Linked DNA regions of Homo sapiens: all the other regions are linked to region 2. Evidence: chromatin loops called from intact Hi-C (ENCODE). Cell type or tissue: PC-9. All regions are shown on one strand.

What was found. Hi-C counts contacts between places; a loop is a spot of excess contacts. Peaks named below come from ENCODE experiments on the same cell type or tissue, not always from the same donor. Only the 100,000 strongest peaks of a DNase experiment are listed, where the experiment ranks them.
Region 1: a loop joins it to region 2, with 4 times the contacts of the local background. A loop is called at or near these places in 5 of 110 quality-filtered maps.
Region 3: a loop joins it to region 2, with 12 times the contacts of the local background. A loop is called at or near these places in 8 of 110 quality-filtered maps.

What each region holds. Positions count from the first base shown.
Region 1 is chr12:42,741,184-42,749,183 of GRCh38, forward strand. No RefSeq gene overlaps it. Among named protein-coding and RNA genes, the nearest start is that of LINC02450, 53 kb to the left of the region's middle. In PC-9, no CTCF peak of the experiment used is centred here; a DNase peak (open chromatin) is centred at 3,748; H3K27ac peaks cover 624 bases.
Region 2 is chr12:42,957,426-42,965,425 of GRCh38, forward strand. No RefSeq gene overlaps it. Among named protein-coding and RNA genes, the nearest start is that of LINC02461, 190 kb to the right of the region's middle. RefSeq lists an enhancer at 3,194-4,393. In PC-9, no CTCF peak of the experiment used is centred here; DNase peaks (open chromatin) are centred at 2,856 and 4,166; H3K27ac peaks cover 3,607 bases.
Region 3 is chr12:42,478,356-42,486,355 of GRCh38, forward strand. All of the region lies in intron 1 of PRICKLE1 (prickle planar cell polarity protein 1), which reads right to left. Among named protein-coding and RNA genes, the nearest start is that of PRICKLE1, 110 kb to the right of the region's middle. RefSeq lists enhancers at 823-912, 2,922-3,533, 4,748-4,867, 5,584-6,492, 7,282-8,000 and silencers at 2,408-2,608, 4,558-4,627, 5,018-5,067, 5,138-5,397. In PC-9, CTCF peaks have their summits at 4,599 (motif pointing right) and 4,799; DNase peaks (open chromatin) are centred at 5,646 and 6,006; H3K4me3 peaks cover 2,414 bases.

The DNA of each region.
Region 1 (8,000 bases), 220 kb before region 2:
ACCTTTGAAAGTGACTGCAGCATTTGTGGTTGATTGTCCTGCTATGTGAAACATATTGTCTCTGAGTCCATGATGCTGGAAGGATTGAGCTGCACATATGGTTTTGTAGACATATTATGAGCAGCCAGTGAATATTAATCATTAGCAGCAGTTTTATCACCACCATTATGCAAGTTTGGGAAAGGTACCACAGAGCAGTTAGTAGCAAACCTGCAACAGTAATCATGGGACTACTTTGGAAAGTGATGATCTAGAATTAAATTTCACTCACACGCTTAAAAGCAATTATAAGTAGTAAGAGAGATATATGATTATACCATGGTCAAAAGTCCAGGATATTTTAAAATAGTTTTTAAGTTCCTATAGATTGAAGAATCAAGGAACTTGCACTCCATGAAGCCCTAGTACAGTTTGATTATAAAAATATATATTTTGGCTACTCAGTTTTATAGAAAGAGTAATGTTTATTTGCTCAATTGGTTACGGCTGCTGCAGCTATTGCTTCTCTATTATACACAATCATAAGCACTTGCTTTCTAGGTTTTATAATTGTATAATAGAGACAAAGTTTAACAGGCTATTTCCTGAAAATAAAAAAAAATATTTTTATGAAAATGAATTGAGATGATACTTTAACAAATACCCTTAAGATTAAAATTCACAACTTCAAAGCTGCCTTTATGCAAAGTCGAATCAGTATTTAGAGCCAGGAGAAATCTTAGAGATCATCTAATTTAGTCTTTCTGATGGGTAAATCAAAGCACAGAGAGGTTAAGTGATCAATCCAGTGCCACACAGCTATACAGCACTAGAATTCAAGCCTCTAGCATTGAGTGTACAAACTCATGACATTTACAGATTTAACACTATGGTCTCAATTACATGCCAATGATCTAAAATCCATGAACGGTAGTACTTATAATTTTTCTGAAACAGGGATTTGAATGCACGTATAGCGATGCTGATACACTGAGATGAGTCACTTCCCTGGTGAATGAACCCAGCTGACCACTTGGTATTTAGTCTCAACCCAGCTGTCTTGTTTTCTGCTCCAAAGAGGTCATTTAAATTGTTTGATTATATTTTATTGCCTGGCTTATGTAGCAGGCTCGCAATAAAATGTTTCTTAAAGCAATGAATAAAAGACTGCATTTTATAAAGAGTTATTTGCTGCAGAGGCATTTGAAAATATGAGCATTCAAAATTTCTCATGATGTCAGTCTTCATGAATGTTAACGGTCAGCTGTAGTTTCTATTAATAGAAAGGTCCTCGGGTACAGAGGTAGAGTCCCCAGTGGTTTCTCCAAAGGGAATTTGAGCCAGACCCATTATTTTGTGGGGCTAAAAGGTAAGACTAAAACAGAGACTTAAAATTGTTGAATCAAATTCTTTCAGTTCTAAAACTAGTCCCTGAGATTAGGTTAGGGACTTTTGAAAACTCCAGCCCTTTCCAGTCTTCTGTGTCCTGTTCAATAAATTATTGCTTTAGGGATAAAAAATTTCATGCCTAGATGCTGTATGGTGTAATATGATCAGGATTCCCCTTCTAAATGTATGTATTTGACTTGGGCAAGGCACGTAGCCTCTCTAATTATTGGTTTCCTCATCGGTAAAATTGACAATGATGCCTGCTGCTAGAAAGGTTCTTGGAAGTTCACAGGAGCCCCCTGGGAAGTCTGGGTTGGGCACTCTCCAGGGTTCCTTCCCATCAGCCTCTCCTTCCTTCACGCACAACATTGCAGTTGTCTCTTGTTTGTGTGTGACATTTCACATCAAGCTGTTAGCTCTGGGAGGGGTGGGAGAATGTCTTGCTCTCTTTTCTGTGCAGCTCCGTAAATATTTATTGAATGAATAAAATGCACAATGCGAATGTAAGCAACTGTTGTAATTTCATCTAGGAAGTCTGCTTCCTAATTTGATGGTATTAGTACTTCCTCGACTCTGGGCATGCTCTGACTTCCTGTATTTAGTTTTCTGACCCCCCAAAAAGGCAGATGGAGAATCCTTACAACCCACATAGAGGGGATTTTGGCACATGATTTCACTGTGCCAAAATGTTTATTGGATTGGCATTTTCTGAGCAGGGATTGGGGTTAGCCTACCGTTGACGAAATCTGTTCTTTTTTGTACTTTTCTAATGGAATACTCCAATCCAGTCTCTCACTCAGGGTTAAATAACAAACCTATAGAATAAACATTAAATAATATAGCCATGGGAAGGGCCAGCACAATCTATGGCTCATAGTGAGTTTCACGAATGCTGGTTTTACTGCCCCCCTTGCAAACCTTCCAAACCCAGTTTAGTATTTCTGCTACTGATGATTTTCCTATCTGACTTTGCTGAAGATATTTATGACTCGAGCAGGCTTCTCTCCATAGTAGTCATAAATGAGATTCACCTTGGCCTCACCTTTCTAAATTTTGTGTTGGCTTTAGTCCACCCAATGGTGGATTGAAAGCCAAAGGTGACTCAGGGCAATGTTGGATCTAAAGATTGATTTTTGCAAGTTCCCTGGACGGGGTCCTCACAGTGGGTGGGGCTGACAGCCTTTTGTATGTGTCTCCCTTTCCTGATAGAGTGTGGGAATGTGTTATCTGGCTCCTGGCAAAGCCCGCTTGCTTGTCTCTCTTGCCACGTGATAGCCTCTTCCTGGGCTCCACAAAGACCACACACTCCCTTCCTGCTCAAAAACTTGCCCCTGTTAGCCAAACCAATGTACTCAGCTCAATGGAGAAAGTAGGGGAGGTTGTCTCGTGTGTGTGTGTGTGTGTGTGTGTGTGTGTGTGTGTGTGTGTGTGTACACAGTATACATCAACGAGAGGGCTGTCATTGGATTTTGTATTGGGTCCCATTTTAACTTGTTGCATTATGTCACTGCCCCTACACTGTAACAAGGATCATTGTTTTGAAGACTGGCTTCTCAGGGCTTTTGTTAAGCTAAAAATAATAAAGATTATAAGAAATTATTGAAGTAGAATTGGGAAAGTCCACGACTCTGAGACTGCTTTTAATGCAATAAAGCATTCACTTGCTATAATATTTTATTGTTTTGTTCTCCCCAAAGCACAATTTACAATGGTTTTGTTAAAGGGTTTCAAGTCATTTTGGTAAGTGATCTTTTGTTTTTGTGTCTTGTAATTACCCAGATCAGTTTTTCCTTGACTTCAACTCATCTTAAAAATTTTCAAAGGCTGTGCCAGGATGGCTTAGTGGGCACCAGGTTTCTTGCTAAAAAGCCAGAAAACCACTATATATTTGTTCTGGGGAATTGTAAAACATTAAAAGGTGTAAGGGAGTGTTCTTCTGGGGCCCTAAACCAGTTGCATGCTCTCTCCTAAGCCTAAACCCAAGGCTATCTTTGGCACTGGAATGAAAAAGCATCATGCCAGAGAAAATTATGCTGAAGTCTTTCTTGGGGACTTGACACAACCAGGCTGACACTTCATGAGGAAAGCCTTGTGATTCTGGAGACTTTGCCTGGGGCTGTTTACACAGCCTTCTTTTAAAGACACAGGCCCTTCTAGGGGAAATGCTCAGTGTCCTTGGAACTCCTCAAACCTTTTCACTGTAAGCAAGTTGCAGGCTTTCTTATGGGCATGGAGTCAAGTAAATACACACTTTAAAATGAATTTCTGATGTCCACTCATGAATGTTTCATGTCTGCAAGACATAACATTTTTTTGGAGAGCAGAGGTCTGGTGTAACCACATTTTCGAGGTTGCTTCATTGTTGTAAAACTTGATCTGCAATCCTGTGACACGTGTCCCCAGGGGGAAAAAAACAATGAACACCCATTGTTCCATCAATCATGGATAATCAAGTCCAGTTGCACAACGAGTGCATTGTGCAGAAGAGGAAGCAGTAGCCTAGACAGTGTACCTGTCTTGCTTAGGATCCCCCAGAGCTTTGATCTCTCCCCTCTATTGTCTTCTCTAGCTGTTCCCCACCTCCTGCAAGCCCAGCCCTGTCTTCGTCTCTAGGACTAAACCGCACCTTAGAGACATTAAGGAGCTCCACCCCAGACCCTGAGGCTCAGAGTCAAGTCACTGTTTCTGCTGGGTTGGCTTTGAGTCTGCCTTAGACTTTGCACCCCAGCTATGAAAACTGACCTTCTGAGACTCTGCCCTTGTTTCTCATCCAGTCCCTGTATTTGTGTTCCATCTTGTTCCCATGTGCCTGACTCCTCACCAAGGTCACCCAGGGCCATACTTTCTCCACAAGGGGTCCTTTCCTGATCCTGCTAGTTTCCTTTCTAGTGCCTGGAGCCTTTTACTGGGCACAGGCAGGTGACACAAGCTCTGATTTAAAATAACGATGATAACGATAAAGACAGTAGTTAACATTTATGAAGTGCTTACTATGTGCTGGGCACTGCACTTTGCATATGTCATCCTATTTAATCTTCACAGATATGCTATAAAGTAGATATTACTGATATCTCCACTTTTCATTGGATAAACTGAGGCTCAAAAAAGTTGAATACCTTTCTAATCATGACTGTGCTTTTCAGTAGGGAGCCCCTTGCTGAGATGAGAATGCAGCCTTTACTCTAAGACATTGCACTTTTGTGCTGTGTGAAGACAGAATTTTCTTACGCTCAATGCCTGTCCAGATTGCCAAGTGCCACCCCCTCCTGAGTCCCCTGTAGCTCTGCTCTATCTCCTGTTGCGGCACCTAGACTCCATGTCAGGTCTCTCTGGTGAGGCATCCTGATGCTGATGAAACCACCTTTGCAAAATTATATCAGAGAAATCTGACATGGTTGACTCCATCTCGCTTCTGACTGCTAAGCTATCCTCAGTCATTTCTGGGCACATGCCAAACTAACTTTGGGAGGAATTTAGTTTATAGTTTATCCTTAAAGCAAGGATGATAATAGCCCTTCCCAAAACTAAAATGTCTTCAGAAAACTAATGAGAGGCCACAAGGTTAGGATTATGAGAGGTGTCTGAATTCTGCTAAGATATAGATGTAGTATCTATAATCCTTTACTGCTCAGGAGTCATGAGGCCAGAGGTCACAAGATTTGTGACTTCTCCAATTGCTCCTATGGATAACATCATTGTAGAATCTAAGATTGGTCTTTTGAGACTTTTTTAGACTTTTTGGCAACTGACTGACCCTGCCTGGACATGTAACTCATGACTCAACCGGTCCTGTAGCCTCGCCCAGTGGTGAGGACTCAGTGGACAAGGACTTTCTCCACACTCCTATGACTTCATTCCCTAACCAATCAGCAGCACACATTCCCTAGCCCCCGTCCCACCACATTGTCCATAAAAACTCTAACCTCCAAGCCTTCGGGGAGACTGATTTGTGATTTGAGTGGTAACTCTGTCTTGCGTGTGGCTGGCCTCACATCAGTTAAACTCTTTCTCTGCTGCAATGCCTCAGTCTCAGTGAATTGATTTTGTGCAGCAGTCAGGAAGAACCCGAATGGTGATTATGCTGACAGCCCTACTGGGCCACAACTGTTGTCTATTGCCTGGCACTTTGGATACTGCTCTGCTTCCTGGAATGGACTTCTTCCCGTCACAATCACCTGTCAGGGCCAGTTTCACCTCAGCCCCCTGAGTCTTCCCTGTTCTATTATTGTTGATTTGGCTTTGCCCTTGGTATGATGGTATTTAGCTTGCAAGGGACTGAATTGGGTAGTGGGAAAAGAGATGGAGATTTAGCTTGAAGCCAGCATTCAAATCATACAGAGAAAAAACCCACAATTTTAAATGATATCAATGGCTCCTTTGCATTATAGGAAGGAAAGAAAATTTAGGAAGTAACTCTTAAAGTTCAGGAACACAATTTCTAGAGATCTTTCTAGAATACTCATAGATAACTTCGTAAGTTTTCCATAACTGATTATATTGTAAACATTTTAGATGGTCTGAAAAAAACTTGCTTTTTTTCCATCTAAATATGGTAAAATTATCCCTTATCTCTTACAGTTATAATAAATTTAGTCCAGAATTACTCAAAACTAAACTCTTGGTCCATCATTTAAGCTCGAATCAGATTGTACCTATATGAATGCCTGTGTACGTGTTCCCAGCTGTCTGTTCACGTCTACATATGTTCTCACAACGCTTAAGTTTTATCCCAAATATCTAAATCTCCTGTATCAGTCCCATAGAATTTGGGCCACTTCCGACACCTGATCCCTCTCTTCCCCACAAAGAACCTCAGTGCCTTATATATCTGCACTTTTTAAATGTTTTGCACATAGTTCTATTTACTCGGACATCTGCATCCCATCCTCTTCACCTTGACTTGTCTCTGCAGTTTTTAGTTGGGTGGCTTTTTGTTAGTCACTCTATGCCTCCATGACACTGTCAATAAGGTGGGGAATAATAACCTTACACAGAGTGCTTACAGGAGTGATTGGCCTATAGGAAGTTGTGGGGGGTAAAGAAACTCCATCTTGGATGCTAATCTACCATGTTGACTTCTGATTGACCCCAGATCTGGGAAGGCCTCTAAGATTTCCAGTTTATCTATTGTTCATGTTCTTACTGTAAATCCTGCCCTTAGGTCAAAATGACCTTGATGTTATTGTACTTAATATAAATCCTGCCTTTGAGCATCTGTCCTACACATTCCTCCCCTATCCTATAAGAGCTCTGGGTCTGATGGGTAATGTCCGGGGATGCACCATTTTGTCTAACCACCCCCTAAGACACAGACATAGCTTCTGTTCGTAAGTCCCCATTAAATGTGTGTGTTTTTTTTTTTGTTTTTTGTTTTTTTTTTTCTGAGAAACTGGATATGTGAGTCTCTTTCTTTGGTCTCTCAGTTTCCTCAGACTTTGTGGGTAGGTTTTCATAGTCCCACTCACATTGGAATAGAAGTGCTCAATACTGTCTGGCTAAATGTTCTCTCCATCACAAACAGGTAACTCTTTAAGAACTGTTCCGTCTCTACTATATGGGCAAAGGACCTCAAATTATGGGTACAATGAGACTAATACCATTTTCTGAGCACCTTCTCAGCTTTAGCCTCACTACTAAGCACCTCATATTAATTATTTCACTTAATCCTCACAATGACCACAAAGAGGCAGATGTCATCACCCCTGTTTATGGACAATGAGTTTGGGGGTTCAGAGAGGATAAATAAGTTGCTTCTCAGAGACCATGTCTTGGACCACTTTCTACACCTTGGGCTTGCTTGATGTGGTTGGTGTGGTTCTGCAGTATGTTTTTGGTTTCCATGTAAGATAAAGTTAGTGAAGCAGGAGCATTCTTTGGGGACACTGTAGTCTCCCCCAAACTTTTAACATTTTGGAGAATGTAGGAAGTTTTTGGTAATGTGGTTACAGAAGTATGTATTCCTTGTGGGTACTCCAGAAAAAAAAGGATTGTTAGAGTCCAGAGAAAGACCAGGGAATGATGACCATCATGGGATAATGTTAATAAAAAACCCAGATAATTTTGCAAAAGTAACTTATTTAGTTATGTTCATGGGATGAATAATTGAGGACATTGGAAAAGGGCTGGAGATGCCTTGCAACCCCGTGACCTGAGAGTGAGAAACTGAATGACAGGGTGCCCTGGAAACTGTCTGTGATCCCCTCACTGTGGTGGCCCTGCCAAGACCCTGCAGCATGGGGTAGGGGGACTCCAAATCTTTAAGATTTGGAAAGGGTCTGGATGAAGTGGTCCTCAGGGGCTCTGCTGCGTATCTGATGGAGAAAGTGACAAGGCAGGGAATTGTGGGTTAATTTTACCACTACTTCCAAGGTAAATATTTATGATTAGTACTAAGACTTCTATTGGATAGATGGAAAGAAAAACAGAACATTTGACCCTAAATCCCTAACATCCAACTATTATTATTTCACAATTTCTACTATAGGTTCTAAAGAGAGAAGAGCAGAGGAAACAGTTTGGGTAAAAGTACCCAGTTTATTGGTATGGGGCTTTGGTCTCAAATCCTGGTGTGTGGAATGAGCTGGATTGGGGCATGTGTTAGCTGTGAGCATGCCCTTTGCCTGTCTAGGTTA
Region 2 (8,000 bases):
TGAGGTAAATGGCAATCCTACTGCAAATAAACAGTGCTTTTATATATTAAAAAAGGTATAGTAAATACTATTATGATTACAGCACTAATTCACATCAAAATTCTTTATCACATTAAATTAATTATCAAATTTAAAGTATTTCTCAGGAAATACAAGAGCACCTTAGAGCAAATACAGTGTGAATGCTGGTCACTGTCACAGCCATTGTAAAAACTTTTTCATATCTTTATGATAAAACTTTCTGGCAATATTGTCAGTGTCAGCCTGGGAATGTTCTAGATTCAGAGGTAAGCTTTGCATTTCAATTTTCTCATGTTGATTTTTGTTTTCCTTTTAATTTTTCCTGGATTTGGATATGGCCCAAGTTTTTTATAAGCCAAATCTATGTTGCATTTGCCTTACCCAGATTTAGGTTCCTTCCCTCTCCTCTCAGTGAATGAAAGCAGCATTAGAAATAGAATTAAATTTTGAGAAATGGAATATGTGTAGTTTAAAGTGAGGCAATTGAAGCAAACCTCAAATTAGATGATAATTCCAACTTTATATTATTGTTGAGCATAAAAAAATGCTCAGGTGACTTCTCTCCTATTTTTATGCAATTTTGTGCTATCTGGCTCTAGCTTATAGCAGAAACAGAAGTTTCTATAAATTGTGTGAAAGGCAGACTTTGCTGCACTTCTCAACACTCTCCAGGATATATAAAAAAACCCAGAAATAAGAACGGATCTAAGATTTCCTGCCTTCTGCTTTTTGAGTTACTCAAGTCTTACTCAGCCTGAGGTTTGGATTGTTCAACAGTTAATCTTATATATTTTTTAATTTGTTGTGGACCAAATATATGTATCCTCCCCAATTCATATGTTGAAGCTCTCTCCCCCAGTGTGGCTGTATTTAGAGTAAAGAAGTAATTAAATAAAGTCATAGTGTGGGGCACTGATCCAATAGGATTAGTTTCCTTATAAGAGGAGACACCACAGAACTCACTCCCTTGCTGCCTCTGTGTGTATGCACTGAGGAAAAGCCATGTGAGGACACAGTGAGAAGGCAGCTGTCTGCAAGCCAGGAAGAGAGCCCTCACCAGCAACTGAATTGGCCGGAACTTTGATCTTTGGATTTCCCAGCTTCCAGAACTGTGAGAAAATAAATTTCTACTGTTTAAGTCACCAGTCTGTAGTATTTTGTATGGCTGCTCAAGCATAACAAACAATATTTCTGTTTCTACTAATGATAAAGGAAGACAAATTGGCTCCAAAAAGGAGATACATTATAGATGAGGGCAGGGACCTGGTTTGTCTTGTTTAATGACTGTCTCCCTAGCACCCAAGGGAGGGCCTGGCTCTTGGCAGGTACTATTTATTTCGCTAAGTGAATGAGTGGATGAATGAATGAATAGGTAAGATATCCAAGCTTCTCATGATAGCTAAAACTGATCACTGAAGTAGATTCCAAAAAAGAGTATTATGTTTTCCCCCTCAAAACTTCTTATATGTATGCTTATCTTATTTACTTCCAATTGTTTTGGAACAGTCCCCACTAAAGGCCATCCTGAGTTTTTAAAAATAGTAATCTCCTGATTCTGTGTGAATTTCACCAGTGTTTCTATGAATGTTGTCTCTTGTTTCTAGGATCCATTTCAGCATACCACAGTACATTTGGTTGCTATGTCTCTCCAGTCTCCTTTGGTCTGTGACTGTTTCCTAGTTTTTCCTTGTTTTTGATGACCTTGAGGCATACTGGCCAACTATCTGGTGTAATGTCCCCCAATATAGATGTTTCTGACATTTTTCTCATGATTAGAATGGAGCTATGGGGTTTTGGAAAGAATACCACAGAGGCGAAATGTCCTCCTTATCACATGATGTAAGAAGGTACATGGTATCCACATGGAATCACTAGCAATGTTAAACTGAAGTTGTTTGTACCATGTTAATATAATTACTTAACACATCTATAGTTAATTCAATGCTATGGTCTAAATGTTTGTGTCCTCCCCAGATTAATATGTTAAAACCTGATTGATGATCAGTGTGATGGTGTTAGGACGTGGGGTATTTGGTAGGTGATTAGGTCATGAGAACAGAACCCTCGTGAATGAGATTTGTGCCCTTATAAAACAGGCTCTAGAGAGTTGCCTTGCCCCTTCCACCACCCTGGGAGGACACAGCTAGATGGTGCCATCTATGAACCAGAAGAGGCCGTCTCCTCATCTGGCTGTGCCTTGATCTTAGACTTTCCAGACTCTATGAGAAATTGATTATTGTTGTTTATAACCACTCAGTCTAAGGTATTTTGTCACAGCAGTCTAAATGGACTAAGACATGCAAAAATGTCACTTTAAACTTTCTGATATAGAAGATCTCAATCTCATCTCCTTAAATTCAGAAATGAAAACCTCTCTTCTTCTGCTTATCTTCTAGAAAGTAAGATTATGTGTGTATTTTCGTGTGTGGTCTTACGCACAATAAATACTATATAACCTAATATTTTCCTCTTTGTCTGAAGAACAATGGTGAAATATGCTTAATAAGTTAACAGGGAGGAATTTTCTCTAAGGTTCTTGGTTCATTTCTGAGATCCAGATAGGAACTTTGATGGCAGGGGGCTCAACTTAGCCCTCCCAGTATTAGCACATTAGGTACCTTATAAAGTGTAATTTATTTAATGTCCCGCCAGCCATACCACCCTTAAGTGTGATGTCATCAACACATTAAATGAGAACATTTGAGACTTCCAAGTTAAAAAAGAAGTAAATTTTGGCAGGGAACTCAGAAGGTGGTACGGAAGCGGTAGTGTGGTCTCCTTTCAGTTGCACCTGAGTAATGCAGTAATGCTGATGAGTAATGCAGAGGTCAGTGTGCTGGGTGCTGATCAGCAAAAATAAAGAGATATAAAACTGAGAGTCAGACCCCTTTATTCTTAAAAAACACTGAGATGTTTCCCTCTGCCTGATTTTTTGTGGGAATATTTATACTGGAACTTATCCAAAGTTGAGTCAAGTCCGGGTGAGTGAAGCAGCCTCCAGGGAATAGTGTGCCTGTCCAAAACAGGTAATTACCTTGGCCAGAGTTTGCTATATGAATGCACACTTTGCTCCCAACAAAGCCTTTAACTTGCTCAGCCTCTCTCTTGAATTGGGCCCATTGTGCCTCACTAAACTTTTGAAATTTTATTGGCTCTTCATATTTTACTTTCTGTCTTTAGATACAATTTAACGCATTTACTGTCACAATGCACTCAAGCGCTGTGACTAAGAAAGTAAGAGATAACTGTGGATAGACAAGAAAGAAAATTTCTAGATTGAAGATGCACGTTGACTCAAACTGTTATTTCAGAAAGAGCATCTTAATGTCTTCTAGATCAATAACTCTTTTTGAATATCTTTTATGTGCAAATCAGTATGTTAGATTCAAATATGTACAAAGAGAAATAAGGAATGGTGCTACCTTTACATAATACGTTGTGAGACAAGGATCAAATCCATAATTAATCAATAATCAAATCCAGCATATAGATATATAACTATATTTATTCATTTATTTATTTATTGAGACAGAGTCTCATTCTGTCACCCAGGCCGGCGTGCAGTGGTGCCATCTTGGCTCACTACAACCTCCGCCTCTTGGGTTCAAGTGATTCTCTTGCTTCAGCCTTCTGAGTAGCTGGGATTACAGGTGTGCGCCACCACACCCAGCTAATTTTTGTATTTTTAGTAGAGATGAGGTTTCACCATGTTGGCCAGGCTGGTCTCGAACTCCTGACCTCAAGTGATCCACCCACCTCAGCCTCCCAGAGTACTGGGATTACAGGCGTGAGCCACCTCACGTGGCCAGCATGTTAAATATAGTAAAAATAGAATGAAAATATAGCAATTGATTTTGTGAAGCTCTTTACGTTGTTAAAATAGAGGTATGCAAATTGGATGAAAGCTCACTTTGTTAAGAGGTAAAGGGAAACCTTAAGTGGCTTGCATTTGGTTATCCATAAGCATTCTGAGTCTCATAGATAAAACCTGGGATTTTATTATGAGGTTATTATCACACTGAACTAGAAGTCAACCTCAGACCTCTCAGCTGCATAACTTGGCAGTTCCAAATACTGCGCCCACATTCCTTGGCAAAAACAAGCTCCCAAGAATTTTGAGTTCTTAACCTCTACATTTTCTTGGTGGTATGTCATCAACCACACCTGTAGGCACGATCTTTGTTCCTTTAACATTCCATTGAGCTTTGTACAAACAGTTAATCTACCCAACACATACTCTCAATTTTCAGAGTATTGGATGATGCAATAAATATTGAGAGACTTGCAGAGATAAAACAAGCGAAAGCATTCTAGTGATTCTTATTTTTTATTAATTCTGAGATGTCTTTCATAATCTATGAATTTTCTATTTAGGTTTTATTTTGAAAGGCACTGGCCCAGAATAAAGACTCTTATCTCTCATTTCTAGGAAAGGCATTGTGTCTCAGGGTATCCTTACCTTTTTCGGTTTGTTTTCTCCATATTTTGGGCCTGGGAAGGGTAGGAGCTTGATTTTTCTTGTTTTCATATATTCCCAGCAATGCATTTAAAATAAAATTTTATATTTGATTCAGCATTTAGGATCTTATTGTTCAAGGGCTATTGAAAATATTTAGTTCACCATACTTTTTAAATTCGAAGTTTTCTCTAGAAACTCAAAGGAAGTGGAATAAATGAGTATGACTTTATCTCATTCTTTTCAGCTCTATCTCATGCTCTAGCCATAAAACACTCTTTTTTTTTTTGCAATGAATAAACCAGGTATTGCAATCAGTTCATTGATATAATTAGAAAACACATAGAATTCTATTAGATTGTCTTCTATACTTTCTGCAGCACCATTTCCACTCTCAGCCCCCATTTCACTCCCTAAAGCAACTTCCAGTAGCCAGGATATTTTAGTGGTTCTTGTGGCAATAAGAGATGTGACCTGGTCCTCTCCTGAAAGAGTAATAGAAAGTCAGACTTTTTTTTTTTTTTTGGCTTTTTATCCATGCAGTCTTATCTGATAAACCTTGCCTCGTGGAAGAGAGTTTCATGGTGGAACGTGGGTTGGTGTACTGTTGTTAGGGCTCCAGATAGAATTGGGGTTTTATCTAAACAGCCAGAAGGGTCAGTTAAGATACAGAAGTAATGATGATGAGATTGGTAATGATAACAAATACATATCAGTGCTTACTATCTGCCAGGCATTGTTTTATGCATTTTACATATTGAAACCATTTGGCCCAGAAATGATAAAAAGAAGACAAATTTCAGTTTTGTTTTACATTAGCAATAGGTGATTAGTTACATCTGGGCCTTTTTTATATGTTTATTTAGTGAGTTAATAGTTTAGGTTTTTGTTTTAGAGGCAAGTGGTAGGTAAGAATAGGTGTGTCTTCTTTGCATTTAGGACAAAAAAATTGAGAACTACACTAGATACAGAGTTAACTAAATTAAATTAATTAAACTATAACCCTTAGAGCCCTTTCCATCATTTGTATACAACTGGTGTCTATCACCCGGCAAATGAGCAGAGAAGAAAATGAGTTATTGTCTGCCTTTATACCTGCCTGTGTTCCTCTATAATTTTCAGCAAATATTTCTTCTTCTTTTAAGTGTTCCCTCAATGCCAGCTGTTATGTTAAGAACTGAGATGACAATATTGAAAGAGCAAAGAAGGTCACTGGGCTATGGAGGTTTACAATCTGCTGGAGGTTATAGACAAGTAAATGAGAAATTTAAATACAGTTGGATAAAGTAAAAGAGAAATCTCAGTTTCTTCTACTCTCAGATACCTAGTGTCTATTATTTTGAGATTTTGCTATTTCACTATTTTGTGAATTTTGCTTAGTGAATTGCTATTCATAAATTGCTATTAGTGAATTTTGCTATTTCACTATTTTGAGATTTTGCTATTAAAGTAATGTTGAAACATTATACAAAAAAAAAGAATCTGCTATATGGAAATGAGAAAACCTTAAAGAAATTGTGGCTGTGAGTCCATGAACTTCTGCAATGATGATTCCATGGCATGGTGAAATTTTACTTAATAAAATGCATTAGTGCAGACAAGCTGTAGTTTTAACATTCCCATGTGTATAATTTAAGAAGACGGCAACAAATTGGAATAGCACCAAATGAAACTCAGTAATAAGTGTCTGTTGAACGGATGAATAAAGAAAAACAAAACTGACTAAAGAGCTCTTCCTCTTGCCTCTTAGTTGAGAAACATTTGAATTATTCTTTGTAACATGCTTAATTTCATTCCTCATGTTAATGACTGCCTTGCTAGATCTCAATTATTTTTTCAGGTTTAATCTGTCTTTGTAAGAAATTCAGTAATTCTCTTATTTGTTCCGTTTTAGGAACATCTGTTGCAAATCTAGTATTGAGTTTATTTGAAACTAACAGCTGCCCAGTAGCCCATCAAAAGAAATAGCCTAGGTGAAAGCACCCTGTAGATTTCTTTCTAAAAGGTTCAGTTTCTAAAAATTTACCTTTCATTACATTTAAATTATGTGATATGAAACATATAGGGATGGCAACAATTCTCACTGTTAAGCACGATGGATCAGTATTTCGTGCTTATAGTAATCCTGATGTATTTAATCCAAATATTTAGATATTTCAAAGCTACAGAAGAGAAGAAAATGTTATAATTTGAACTTGAGGCCATCTGGCTTATCTGGATCTTGGCTAACACTTTCCAAGTGAAGTGCCCCTGCCTAGACTCTGCAAGTTTCTTTGACAAATTCCCAACTCATGTCTTTCTACAAATTATGTTAAAATAAATTTGAACGGTATAACAGTGAGTCTTTGAGTGGAGTTTGCTTTTCAGAACTAAGCAAACAACAAGCTACTACTAAAATAATCATTAAAAAGAAAACCACAAAACTGCTACCAGACTAGACTCTACAAATCTTGAAGCCTGTGATGCCTGTCTCAGAAGTTTTAGCTAATTTAGCAAGGGGCATTTGTGAAATGCTAGCAAAGACTCCTCTGGCCACATAAAATATGACAGCAATCATATACTCTTTAAACTTTGAATTTGTAGATTTGCTCAACGCCCAAATAGGACTTATGCTCATACAACTTAACTTTTGTGTAGAGTCTACTGTTCTAAGCTTCTACATACTGGCACTGTTCTAAGCTTCTATATACACTAGACAACAATCGTTAGAAGTGAAGACTGTTGCTAACCTCAGGTTGTAAATGAGCAACTGAAGTCGAATAACTTATTTATAGTGACACAGCAAATGGATGGGTAAAGTCTAAGGTCACTAAGCTAGCAATGGGAGGGTTAAAATTGAGACCCAGGCCTCTCTAATTCAAAATTCTATCTGCCCTACTGCAGTTGACGGCTCATCTTTTGGCAACTGCCTGCAAGAGTACAAAAGTAACCAAGAAGACACTAAGGCAGAACTCAAAACACAGCAACACTGTGTACCTCTATGGCAATATGCTGCTTCTCTGTTTTTACCCCATCTCCTAAACGTGAAGCCCTTTCTACCTCTTGCCTCTCTGCTCATTTCCTTTGGTCCCCACATTGTTTATTCCTACTATACATGAATACAGGCAATTCTTTCTAAAAGCTTATGGGAGACTGATAAAATGTCTACGTTATCAGAAGACAAAAGGGGAATCAAAAAGTATCTAGAAAAAAGGACTTCACAGAGACCAAAATATATTATTCAGACCTCAAAATCAGGTTTTGTTTTACAGTACTATTTCAATAAACTGACTATAGAGAATCATTAATTGATGACATTCTAGATTTGGAAAGAACCATAGAGAGAATCAAGTCAATCTCTTCACTGTAAAGTTGAAAGAAATGTGGCCTAGGGAGCAGAGATGACTTGTCCAAGATGACAAAGCCAGCAAGTGGCAGACCTGAGACTTCGCCATGGGGACCTTCAGGCTCAACTCATGTTCTCTCCTCTGACTCCTTGTTACAGAAACCCCCTCCTCGGCACACAGGATGGCTGCTTGGCCTC
Region 3 (8,000 bases), 480 kb before region 2:
CTCTCTATAATTTTGAATGTAAATAAACCTCATAATGAAGGAGAAAGAAAAGCAAAACAGTTTTCAGAGATGGGTTTGTTCAGGTTCCAAATAGTCTGACCATTAAGGAGGTGTGTGGAGGGCACAAAACCTTTTAACAGCTACCACCACCATCAAAGATGGCATTGGGAGGGGGTGGTCAAGCACAAGGAACTGCTGTTAGAACTTAATTCTCTAGCAGGTTCATGAGTTCTTTGCAGACACTATTTTGAAAACTAAAAGCCTACTATCAGAGTCAAGTAGAGAAATAAATGTCAAACAGAAAAGAAGGGTATGGTCACAAGGGAGGTGAGAAAGAAGCCCAAGGTCATGTAGAGAGAGCTGGGATACTCTTTTTTTTTTTTTTTAGAAAGGCAAGGAATATCATGGGGCTATTCCATGCAATAGAAAATGGAACAGTTCCATTTCCCTCCTTTGTCCTTTCTCTCGCCTCTTCCTTCAAAATAGTTAAATAGCTATTTCTCATCATTAAAAACAAAGACAAGCAGCTAACAGATGTAAGACTTCTCAATCATCATTGTCAAGAGAACATCTGACCCAAAGGATAAGGGCTATACTTAGGGAATGGAATCTGATGCTCTCAGCATTCAGTAAACTTGGTCCTGATGTCTTCAAAGCTTTGACAAGTCAACAAACATCTTGAGACCTGATTTTAAAAAATAGCCACTATTTGCCTTCCAAAGATGGTCTAAGGATGTTTTAAAACAGAAAAGAATTTCACGACCATAAAGAATTAAAGCTCCTATTGCAACGTACCAATTGGCATTGCTGCTTCCACTGGGACTAAACAGACTTTCTTGAAGCTAACCAGTGACAAATGGAATTGAAACAATATGTTAATAACAAAACCTGAGTTTCATCTTCTTTTTGAGCTTGCGAGAGCTCTAGCCTTCTGAACGGCAGACAATTTTGCCAAGTTATTGACCAACGTTTCCAGCTGCTTCGGTAGCAGCTTCTAACCAGTCCCCACATAAAGCCTCCAATACCATACACATAGCGTGTGTGCGTGCACACATTCGCACACAGCATGTGTAGTGGTCTATGGAGCATGACAGTTTTTCTAGGTAAAGCTTGTTCCCCAAATTCAAGTATGGCCTTATTCATATAACACAGTGATATAATGAGGGGTTCCTTTGTGAAATTTACTTTCTAGGTTCATTCACTGCATTCATTCATTCATCCTTATATTTAAAGTTGTTATTGAACGGTTCTGGGGAATGCCAAAAGGAGCCAACTGACATTTATTCCATTAAAAGCCAGAACTTAGAAAGAAATGTAGCCACCGGGTGCAGTGGCTCATGCCTGTAATCCCAGCACTATAGAGGCTAAGGTGGGTGGATTACTTGAGGTCAGGAGTTCGAGACCAGCCTGATCAACATGGTGAAACCCCATCTCTACTAAAAATACAAAATTAGCCGGGCATGGTGGCGCATGTCTGTAATCCCAGTACTTGGGAGGCTGAGGCAGGAGAATTGCTTGAACCTGGGAGGCAGAGGCTGCAGTGAACCAAGATCATGCCATTGCACTCCAGCCTGGGCAACAAGAGCGAAACTCCATCTTAAAAAAAAAAAAAATTCCATTATTCATCTCCTTGCTTTCTTTCGTGGTGGCACGTGTAAAAATTATATGTGATTTAGCCTTCGGCTGATCATTTGTTTTCATTTTGAGCACAGTAGAAAACACTGGCTTCGGGATTCAAGAAACAGAATGGCCCCTGACCCATACATTTATGATAACTAGCAAACTTTTTGTAGGTTTTTTTCTCCCTGCTCTCATAATGTTTTGATCCCTGCTACCTGTCTCTTATTAAGGTGCCTTTCTCTTTTGCCCACAGCCAACAACCTCCAAACCTTTCAAAATTTGTTGCTTCCGGTATTAGGCAACCATTCTTTGAAAAAGTTTGTCTAAAAGTACACAGAAGCTGGGCATATGCCTATACTCTCAGCTACCTGGTGGCTGAAGTGGGAGGATTGCTTGAGCCCAGGAGTTTGAGACCAGCCTGGGCAATACAGCAAGACCCTGTCCCAAAAAAAAATCTATGTAGTAATTATGGCATGGACAAGGGCTTAAGGACTTCTCCTATAAGCACAGTAACCACTGGTGAAATAAGATAGCATACAGTGTGAGAAGGTGTTATTCAAACTAAAGAGAAGGTTTATTATTTCGTTATGCTATTTTGGCCACTTGGGGATCATTTCATTTTCTACTGGTCTGTATGCTGCTTCCAGGATAGCTAAGGATTATTATCTTGATTGACCTTGACATATACATAAATGAGCCATAACTATGTTTCTGTAAAGAGCTTAATAAGTCAGCACAGTATATGAAGGTCCAGAGGCAGTGAAGAGTGGACGGTTTTGCTAGAAGACAGATTCTTCCAAAGAAGCAACAACAGATGGCAATGGTGTCTGAATCCTATTTTCAAGAATTACACATTTCAGGCAGAAAACTGTGGGCTTATCACTACAGGCAATGGGAAGCTGCAAAAGACATGAATGGAGACTGCCACAAGATACTTCTGGGTCTTAAAGAAGATTAATATGGTAGTGATGGTCAGGAAAAAGATAAAGAACCTGAGAGGGGCCAATTAGTACACTGTCCCTAAGAAAGCTTACACATAGTGACTTGGGGAGGGAAAGTAAAAGGAACTAATAGGAAAGGAAGAAATTGGGCCAAAGACAGTTTTGAGTATTAGGTGATTGACATACCAATACATAAGTACCTTAGGGCAACTCAGAAGGGGAGTGAGGATTTGAGGGATTTCAGGAGAATGAGTTTAATCAGATACATATTGAGGTTGTAACTGTATATCAGGTCTGGTATGATTCCTATTATTCATAATTTTCTTGAACCAAGTCACCAAATCAAAATCATGCAAATAGAAAACAGTAATTGTCAGGGCCTGCCATTGAAAATGAAGTATAAGGTCATATCCCTAATTACATTTTTTTCTCCAATGCAATCCCACTCTAGTTCCTATATGAAGACTACCATGGCATTGTAAGATCCCTATGAAAAAGTATTTCTTGTGTGAACATGCCCAGGGAAGTTAGAAATCCTCTGATCACCAAAAGCCAGAACAGATACTGATTTGTGAAGTCAGTTAGGCCAACATTCCCTAGGTGTCCCCTGCTGCTAAGTGCCATCCGTGGGCTACAAACTGCTTAACAGCTTCTTTGTTAAACTGCTTGTTAACAAGGCCTTAGTGCATGGAAGATGCAGATCACAGGTTCTCCATTCAAAAGCTACTCCAATTCTCCCAGACTACATATGCAGGTGAATTAAATTTAACTACAGACTAATTTAGCAGTACAGAAACATGTCACACATCCATTCTTTTCACAATACAAAATATACCACCCTTATGGATATACACATTTCCTTGTTTAGGATGTCCTTAACTTCAATCGAGATGTGAATTTTCCAGTAAAAGAGACACTAAACTGTCATTTCTTTAAAGGTTTCACACACTCAAGGGGCATTCAGTGCTTACTGTCTACTAAAGACAAAGTCACTGCCAACAAAGCCCAATTCAATTTCACTTATTTGAAAAATAAAAACATAATGAAGTTATCAGGAGATATTGTTTATGAAACATTCCTTTACTAAGTTTTCCATACGAGCAATTAGTGGCATTAGGCCATATGCCCTTTAGTATTTTCTGTATTTTCCAGGTAAACCTCCGTCCAGCATTTTCGAGGTAAACCTCCATCCAGCTTGTACATTTCCCAACAGCTGAGTGGGCTATCACACATCACCCAATGGTCAAGAAACTATCCATTTTTCCAAGAGGAAATGTGGAACTCTTTCAAAGCATTCTAATTTCATGCACAAGTACATTCCATGACAGTAAGAAACAAAAGGAGGAAACATGACGACAAAGCCTGGTCCTCCGCCAGCGCGGCGCTTCTAGGGTCAGATTATCCGCACACGAGTATGTAAAGACAAAATCCAAAATGCATGCCATGGAATGAGGGGCACCACACAAGGCGGTGCTCTAATGAGCCCATTATTTTCCATAATGGGGGATGCAGATATTTTCTCAAAATCGTGTTCTCCTCAGTCTTCTATTGATTTTTTGGATTTCTATTTTCAACAGTGGCCCGAGGAAACGGCAGCCAGACTTGACTCCAATGTACACACAGACTCAGGTTTCGCCCCGTCACCTGTTGGCTCCTGAACAACACTCCTCTTTGTGAAACTTACAGCACCCATTTGAAACAAGTTTCCAGAGAAAACACTTCAAGAAAGTGTTTGAGAAGTCACAAGACTCGAGTTGTAAAAACAAATTCCACACATAGCCTGGCTTATAAGGACACAGACTAACGGGAAAGGCCGAGCTTTTAAAAATGGGGCTGGAGGAAGCGAGAAGGAAAGGATGTCACCGTACTTTGGGAAAACTCAGCCGGCCAATTCTTGATGGGGCTGCCAGTGATGGCTGCAGGGGGTCCCCTGGGTCGTCCCCATCCCCGCCGCCGCAGCAGCAGAGACGCCTCAGAGCGGGCGTCGGCGCCCCCTGGGCCCCGCAAACTCTGCGCTCCAGGCGGCGGCCGCTGCTTAGGCCGCGAGGGGGCGCCCTGGGCCGTGGGTCGACCGGCTCCAGCCCCTCTCTGCGTCCCCGGCCCCAGGAGCCAGAGGCCGAGCTCAGGACGCAGAGGCAGCGAGCGAACCCCTCCTCGGCGCCGACGCGAAGCCCCGAGAGAACAGTGCCCCTTGTCCTCCAGCATAGAACAGTCGCCTTCGAATTCCCCGTTACCCTCCTCCAGCAGAAAGCCTCGCGCCGCTCTTGGCGCCGTGTCACCTCCACGGAGCAGCACTCGCCCTGCGGCTGGACGGTGGGGCCGAGCAGCCACGGGTCCCCACGTCTGTCCCTCAGCTTCCAACGAGAAGCCCCTCGCCGGCGCGCACCCTGCAGCCCTCCCGCGTTCAGTCCCCGCCGCCGGCTGCCATCCAGCCCTGGGACCCAGACAGCGGCTCCCACCTGCGGCCCGGACAGCGGCCGAGCGCGGCCTGCAGCCCCTCGCGGCGCCGGCCCCTGAGCCCTCGGCGCGCACTAGCCGCCCGCCCGCTCTGCGTCTGAAGGAGGCTGGCGGCCCGGAGCGGGAGCGGAGGACTCCCGAAGGAACAGAGGGCTGGGTGCCCTACGAGTCACCCGCACCCACTCATTTCCGGAGGAGACCCCAGCAGGGTGGGGCAGCAAGCACCGGGTCCCCACTACATTGCAGCGGACCGCGCCCCCGGGTCGCGTCCCGGTGCTGGCCCCGCCTGGCGGGCGAGGGGTCGCCCCCGCCCCGCCGTGACGCACTTTCCCCCCCGGCCGGTCCCCGCCGAGCTCCCTGGCGGCGCAGCGCGGCGATCCTCACCCGCTGCAGCCCCTCAGCAGCCGTGAGGCATCCCACAAAAGGTCCTCCAGCTCCGCAGAGACCCTCGGTCCCTGCCGGCGTGACGGACTCTGCTCCCCCGGGTTGGAGTCACCTCGTCCAGGCCACTGCATCCCCCAAGCCCCAGCTCCGCGTCCTTCCAGGATCCTCCTCTGCGGGGAGAAAAACTCGTCTCCGCTCAGCGCCGGGAGCCCGCCTGGGGCCGGCGATCTTCAAAAGTAATCAGAGCCCGCAGTAAAAAAAAAAAAAAAAAAAAAAAAAAAAAAAAAAAAAGTAACCATTTCGTTTCCTGCCGATCCCGCCCTTCGATCCCAGCCGGACCCAGCTCCCCGCTCCCGCCCGCGGGCGGCGCCTGCCCAGCCTGCTCCCGCCGCCGCCCGCTTTCCAGGAACTGTCACTGCTGACCGTGCCCCTGGCCGATCTCCACGAGGTCCCGCGCGCACAATTCCTCGAAAAGTTACCCACCCCCTTGGCCAGCCTAGCGGCTCGAGCACCTACCGCCGCCCGCCCGCTCCATTCTCCCGAGCCCAGTGAGTGAAGCCGCTAAGATGCAAATACCCTAGGACGCTTATGTAAACTTCCCCCTCCCGCAGGTGCACGCGCGGGCCACGAAACGCTGGGAGAATATGAAAGGCCACCTCTTAAAGAAATCATCTCCACTCTGCCCATAACAATGATGTCAGCAAATGGCACATTTAAGCAAGTTCTCACTTAGAAGGGCTCATTAGCATATGAATTCTCTTAGGACTTTCCCTGCATTTCGGAGTGATTCCTACTGCTTAGCGCAGGAGATTTATTTTTATCAGTAAATAACAGCAAAGAAAAGGAGCCAGGTCACGCGATGTACTAACTCAAGTACACTACTGAGAGTTTTTACAAATAGGTTAAGTGAATATCATTATTCAAACACAAGGAAGTGTCCCATACTGAAGCTAATCTTGTTTCTGAGCTATTTGTAGGTACACTGAGAGAAAGTGGAGTTTGGCTTCAGTTGTCTACAGAAAGGGTCAAGAGAAGCAAAACATATCCTCAAAGCAAGCCCAGAAAAAAAATGATAGATTAGTACTCATCAGTAGAGGTCTAATCTCTTCTGAACTACAAATTTTAGTTTCCACTATAGCCTCCTTATCACAAGGTGATAGAAATACCAAGAGAATGAAGGGGAAAATGCAATATTTAAGAGCTTCATCAATTTGTAAAATATCAGTAAATAAAAGCAATTTAAAGTGGTCACCAGTTCCTTTGGTATCTTTTTTTTTTTAAGCTAAAAAATAATCCTGTACCATCAGGATTCCTTGGGATTGATTTGCAACCTATGTGGTTCTACAGTATACACGTGAACAATAGCTCATTGTAACTGTGATTTAAAAATACATAAACAAGTTGCCATAAATAGATCAGTCAAGTAAATCACTCTGTGGCCAAATTCTGTTATCTCAGCTACAAAGTAAGGCAGCTGAGAAGTTTTTTTTTTTTTTTTTTTTTTTTTTTTTTGTTACTCTCTTAAAGTGGCAGAAACAGAAAAGTTGTGGCTCTGCTGGTAGACTAGTTTGGAAACACTGATTCGGACAACACAATTTGTAATTCAAATAGACTCTTTATTGGCCAAATGGATTCCGGTTTTGAAGACGATTCCCAAAACGTTCTGATATAGAACTCTTCTGGCCTTAGGCCTAGTTTAGGGATTTGTGGGAAGACTTCAAAGGTTACCATTTTCCTCTGTGGATCTGTAAAATTAACCATGAATACCTAGGTCAGATTTCCTTTTTCCTACTTCACTCTGTTTGGGCTTCCTCAGGGAAGATTTCAGCTACCTACCTATAGGAGAAATGCGCAATCAATTATTGATTTAAATCAAACTCTGAAATATCATATGATTATGATAAAGGGAGTATCAGCAGGTGAATACATTAAGCCAGGCAGACCCTTTTTGGAATAGCTTTTAAAGGACAGCTACATTAGGCAACAAAATACTTCCAACTACAAACTATAGCAGCACTTATCACTATTAAATGTCAGCCATTGTAAATGTGCTTCCTCTAACGCAGTTACTTGTAAATACGTTTTGTTATATTTTCAACAGGTACTGTCATGGTTTATTACCCATTGTAAGCGTTTTTAGTGATGAAGCAGTGTGGAGACAGTTGCAAGCTTCCTACAAAGGTTCAATCTCAATGAAACAGACTTTAGTCTGGTCTGAAAGGGGTTGTTATTGTCAAGGGTGAACTTATGCAGAATGGAGAGCAAGGCCCCCAACCAGCATCCTTTTGTTTCAGCCAGGTGGAATATTCATGCTTGCAGATCACACTTTAGGGGCCAGTTGAGAAAGGAAGCCCAAAAATTCACAGGGCTTGGTTCCCTCGCTCCATCCTGGTCTTTGCTCTAAGGTCATCTCTACAGAGAAGGCTTCAACTCCCTAACTAAAATATCACCCTCCCTCCATTTGCAATATTTGTCTGCAAAGCACTTAGCATTGCCAGGTATTTACATGTCTATTTGTTTATCGTTCGTTGTCTTTCTCCTTTCCTAGAAGCTGGGGACTTTGGGGACTCACTACTGTATTCTCAGCACCTAGAATGA